Linked DNA regions of Homo sapiens: region 1 is linked to region 2. Evidence: chromatin loops called from intact Hi-C (ENCODE). Cell type or tissue: mucosa of descending colon. All regions are shown on one strand.

Region 1 (2,500 bases), 45 kb before region 2:
ATTTTGCTCATCAATTAATCCTCTGTGATAATTAATCAAGGTACCAGGTAAAAGGTAAGTGATCAATGGGTGCATATGAGTAACGAGTGAATGTAAAGGAAAGAAGAAATGAGGGGGGAAGAGAGAGACACACGTGCACACACACAAAGGCAGGCAGTCAATTCATTTACACAACTACATATCATACAGTAGCCCCAAAACTGTGCTATTCTGGGTAAGATATTAGATGACAAAATTGTGTATGAGAAGGAAGTACAAGGACCTGGGTTTGAATCTTCATCCTGCCATCAGCTTGCAGGGGATCATCAGATCTCCCTGTCTCCTGTCCCAGGGATAAGGATGAAACAGGATGACATCTATACAATGCTGGCCTTGTAGCTTGCCCCTTCCTTCCATGCTCCAACTTCAGCTCCTCTCCTGACTGGCCAGGTGATACAGGCATGCCAGTCCACCACTTGCCACCATTTCCCCATCCTAAGTGGAGAGCTGTGTGGCCCAGCCCCCACTGGGCTGGTACCAAGGCAGCCCTGTGCTGCTGGGCTGACACATTGGCACAGATCCCTCCAGGAGGCTGGGTGAGGGTGTGTGCTGCTTCCTGGGGAGGCTCCCAGTTGCCAAAGAGCAAGGTTGTAAGAACAGCTGGGCCTCTGGCTCTCAAAGAGAGAGTATGGGGCCGACAGGAGGAGGGGTGGGAAGGAGAGGCTAGGAATGAGGGCCATAGTCATGCCGACTCAAGCTGCACCCCAGGAGCCAAATGCGGGTTCGCTTTCCTGGTTAGGTCTCACACATCCTACTGCCTCATACAGCCTACATTCCTGGTGTCCACACAGAGCTCTGGCCACCCCCAGCCACTGGGAAACCAAAATGGTGGCAGGAGTAAGGCAGCTTTGTCCCCCATCTCTGGGAGAAGGCCTCATCTTAAACACAGGAACGCAAGGGTAGAGGAGAGCGGAAAGAGAAACATGTCCAGTCAGGATCACAACAAAAATCCCCTTACCAGATCCGCCTGCATCTTCAGTTCAGGAACCACCAGCAGTAAGAGCTTATTCAGGGGAACCTGTGGCTTTCACCCTGGAATCCCAGACTCTGCAGCACCCACCTCTCCCAGCTAGAACTGCTCAGGCAGCGCTTGCCACTTCCTTTCAACAACTTCCAACCGGGAAATTGCTAAAGAAAAAAAAAATGGCTCCATGCCAGCAGGCTCTGAAATCATTTCCCCAGCTGCTGCCAGAATATGAAGCTGAGACTTTTAGACGTAACTTGTGGGACAGGGGGCCGCTTGAAACAGCCATAGTGTGCAAATCCAAATGACTGGGAGCGGGGCAGGGCCCCGCCTCTGAGCTCCCTCCCATCTCATTTCCTATCCCCGACCCTTCCACCCTCCAGCCACGTGGGAGGCAGCGCTCCTCACCCCGTCACTCTCAGCCCATCCCCATGTGAATGCAGCCTTCTTGCTAGTTTTATTTTCCTTTAAACAATTCTAATGTTCATTTGGAATTCCTGCCCCTCTCTCACACACACTTCCAATATCCCCTAAGAGGAGCCCCAACCCCTACACTGCACACAGGGAGAGCTGCAGGAATCCACCCCGGCTCCCCGCCAGCCTCCTCACAGACTCCTCCTCACGCGCTTCACAAGCGCTCTGATTTCCTCATCCTCAGGGTCTCTGCAGATATTCTTCCCTCCGCCTGGTGTGCTCTTGCCTTCCCGGACATCCGTCTTTCCCTGACTACCCAGGATGAGTTGGCCCACTGGCTCCAACAGATCCCATCCCGGAGCCATCAGGGCATCTGGGGCTCTCACTTCCTGTTTCACCCCAGTCTGTGTGCTCCTGGGGCAGAGGAAGGTGTCTTCAGCATCCCAGCTCTCACCACAGGGCCCTGGTCAATGCAGTCATAGCCAGATGTCTATTCAAATTAAAATTCATTACGATAAAACAAAACACGAATTTCAGTTTCTCAGCTGCACTATACACATTTCAAGTGTCCCCAAGCCACATATGGCTAAGGGCTGCCACACTGAATGGACAATACAGAAGGTTTTGAACAGCGCTGCTCTAGATGAAGATCTAGTGGTTGGGCAAACACATGCAGGCATTGCCCAAGTTCTGTCTCCAACATCTACAGACAGGGAAGGGACGAGGAACCAAAGGTCAGGCATGCAGCGCCGCAGCAGGCTCGGAGCCGCAGAGGGCTGGCATCTGACTCAGGTGGGAACAGAAAGAAACCCACGCAGGGCCACCTCAGCCACACCAGGAACCTGGAAATGCAGCTGCCGTACTGTGTGACCACATCCATGTCTATCCCCTCTCTTCCTCTAGTAGAAAAGGCATTATTTCCTGGAAACTTTAAGACCGCAAACACTATCCAACCAAAAGACAAAATCTGAAATGGTATTTAGATAACCCTGCAGGGATGGCCCTTAGGAAAACAATATGGAAAAGGAAGGAGGAGATTACACACACAGACGGCTGCACACACAAACGATCCACGTATGTTTT
Region 2 (2,500 bases):
TATGTTGAATGGTGATGAGAAAATTAGCATTAAGTCAGCCATGGAGAGCCAATTGTTAAATAGTGCCTTGACTGGAGAAGATTTCAAACTCCTTCCCTTAACAAAAAAAAAGGCAAATTCTTTTATCTGATAGGCCAGAAGAGATCAGAGCTGATAAAACAGACTAAGCCTGCTCATGAAAGCCCTACCTAACCTAGAGGAGAGTCTATGGTTTCCCCCAGAGCCTCCTTCCTCAATCCACATTTCTACCATGTTGGGTTCTCTGGTTTCTCCCATCCATAGATTATAGTAAAGCAGAACATTTTTAAGGTGAAAAGAACCAGGTTTCTAGAGGTAAATGCACAGAGGCCACAAGACCTGGCAGCAATAATGGAATAAATGAAAAAAAAAAAAAAAAAAAAACTACGAAGCAGACCCAAGATTTAAAAAGCATAATTTTCTGGGACCATTATATGAGAGGCAAAGTGGCCGTTCAAACCACACCTCAGTAGAGCCTACTGAGACTCCCAGCCACACCGAAAAAGTCATTAAGTTGTTTAGAAGAAAATGTGTCTTCTCAAACTACAGTCATGCGGCGTGTAACGACAGAAATACGTTCTGAGAAACATGTCCTTAGGTGATTTTGGCTTTGTGTGAACATCAGAGTAATGAGTATGGTAGGCAACTGTAATACATTTGTAAGACAAATCTAAACATATCAGAACACAGAAAAGGTACAGCAAAAATACAGTACTATAATCTTATGGGATTACTGTCATACACGTGGTCTGTTGTTGACAATGCGGCACATGACTGCAATTAAAATGATTAAAATACATTTTAGTGCTTACAAGAATGTTTCAGTTACTGAATATAAATTCGCTTTCTATGAAACAGCTTGTTTCCTATCTATTTTATCCAGTGAATCATGGCACCTGCTGTTAGCTGCCTCCCCATGTCCATCCTCCTTTTCCTTCCTTAACCTCGGGAATCCCTGATTTTGTTCAAATAACAATGTGCTTAGCTCCCAGCCACCCTGACAACCAGTGGTTGCCATGTGATCCAGTTCTAACCAGTGAAATGTAAGGGAAAGCCTATTGCTTGGTACTTCCAGAAAGTTAGTTTTCCTCATTAAAATGGATAAGAGGCAGTTGACAAAAGCCACCTTCCTACCTGAAATGCAAATGTGAAACCTGGAGATATAGCAGCCATCTTGGGAGTATGAGGCTTTGTGCTGAAGATGATAAAGCAAAAAGACAGGAGGCAGCAACGTGGAGCCGTAAGACTGTCAGCCTCTGGGCTTTTTGTTTCATAAGAAAAATAATCCCTTACTTCCAGTGTTACTTTTCTTTTCTTTTCTTTTTTTTTTTTTTTGAGATGGAGTTTTGCTCCTGTCGCCCAGGTTGGAGTGCAATGGCACAATCTCACCTCACTGCAACCTCTGCCTCCTGAGTTCAAGGGATTCTCCTGCCTCAGCTTCCTGAGTAGCTGGGATTACAGGCGTACGCCACCACACCCAGCTAGTTTTTTGTATTTTTAATAGAGACGGGGTTTCACCATGTTGGCCAGGCTGGTCTTGAACTCCTGACTTCAGGTGATCCACCTATCTCAGCCCCTCAAAGTGCTGGGATTACAGGCGTGAGCTACTGTCCCCAGCCTTACTTAATTTTCTGAAATATATAGCCAAGCAAACCCTAACTGGCACCTTAATATCAGGTTATAATTCCCCGGTGATAAATATGACTCCTAATATCTTACTGTTTTCCTCCAAGTAGCCTGCAAAGTATTTTCATGTCTTTGGGGTGCCCCAATAAAACACAGGCTGACCGAGTGTTATTTACTGGGAGCTTGCCTAGCTGTTGCAAGTGGCAAATGGCCATTCATTGGTATTGTGTTTTTGCTAAGCTGACTTGCTTTTGAGACTTGGAATTTTGTTAGGAAACAAAAAGTGCTTTATGGCAAAGGCGTTAGCGCCACAATGGGACCTTTCTGCTTTGATTATGAAAACACATTAAGAGCTTAGCTGCACCGCAAGCAGTGGCCTGGAGACTCGGCTGAAGCCTCAGCCTTTCCGACGATTCTCCACTCAATATGCTGGAAGGGCACCAAACCCACTTGGGAGGAAACACTGCAGGCAGACACCAAAGATTAAAGGGGTTGAGCGTTCAGGTCCACTCTGGAGGACCTGTGTGATGAGCAGGCTGTGCCCCAACACAGCCCTACACCCTTCTTCACCAGCCCCCGACACTGGCTACATGCAACTCCCGTATTCTGCCTTGCAGGGGTTAAACATAAGCATCAAGCAAGCTTTACTGCTGTAATTCCTCACAACACCTGGAAAACGATGCGTCCCCAAGAGAAGCTCAGAGACAACCCAAGGGGTATAGACATAGGACAGTAAGCAAAGCTTCCCTGGGGTCCCAGCAGACACACCCTTGCTAAGGTGAGCCACTCTCCCCATCGGCTTACAAGGTTAATATGAAGATGGGATGAGATGCAGTGATGCTACCTCCAGGTACAC

Evidence for each region. A loop is a pair of places that touch in the nucleus more often than their neighbours do. Peaks named below come from ENCODE experiments on the same cell type or tissue, not always from the same donor. Only the 100,000 strongest peaks of a DNase experiment are listed, where the experiment ranks them.
Region 1: it touches region 2 in a loop (3-fold over the local background); 12 of 110 quality-filtered maps call a loop at or near these places.

What each region holds. Positions count from the first base shown.
Region 1 is chr17:27,558,954-27,561,453 of GRCh38, reverse strand. All of the region lies in intron 2 of KSR1 (kinase suppressor of ras 1), which reads right to left. Among named protein-coding and RNA genes, the nearest start is that of LGALS9, 71 kb to the left of the region's middle. In mucosa of descending colon, no CTCF peak of the experiment used is centred here; DNase peaks (open chromatin) are centred at 547, 1,363, 1,621 and 2,179.
Region 2 is chr17:27,513,514-27,516,013 of GRCh38, reverse strand. All of the region lies in intron 1 of KSR1 (kinase suppressor of ras 1), which reads right to left. Among named protein-coding and RNA genes, the nearest start is that of KSR1, 58 kb to the right of the region's middle. RefSeq lists enhancers at 941-1,783, 1,784-2,500. In mucosa of descending colon, no CTCF peak of the experiment used is centred here; no DNase peak of the experiment used is centred here.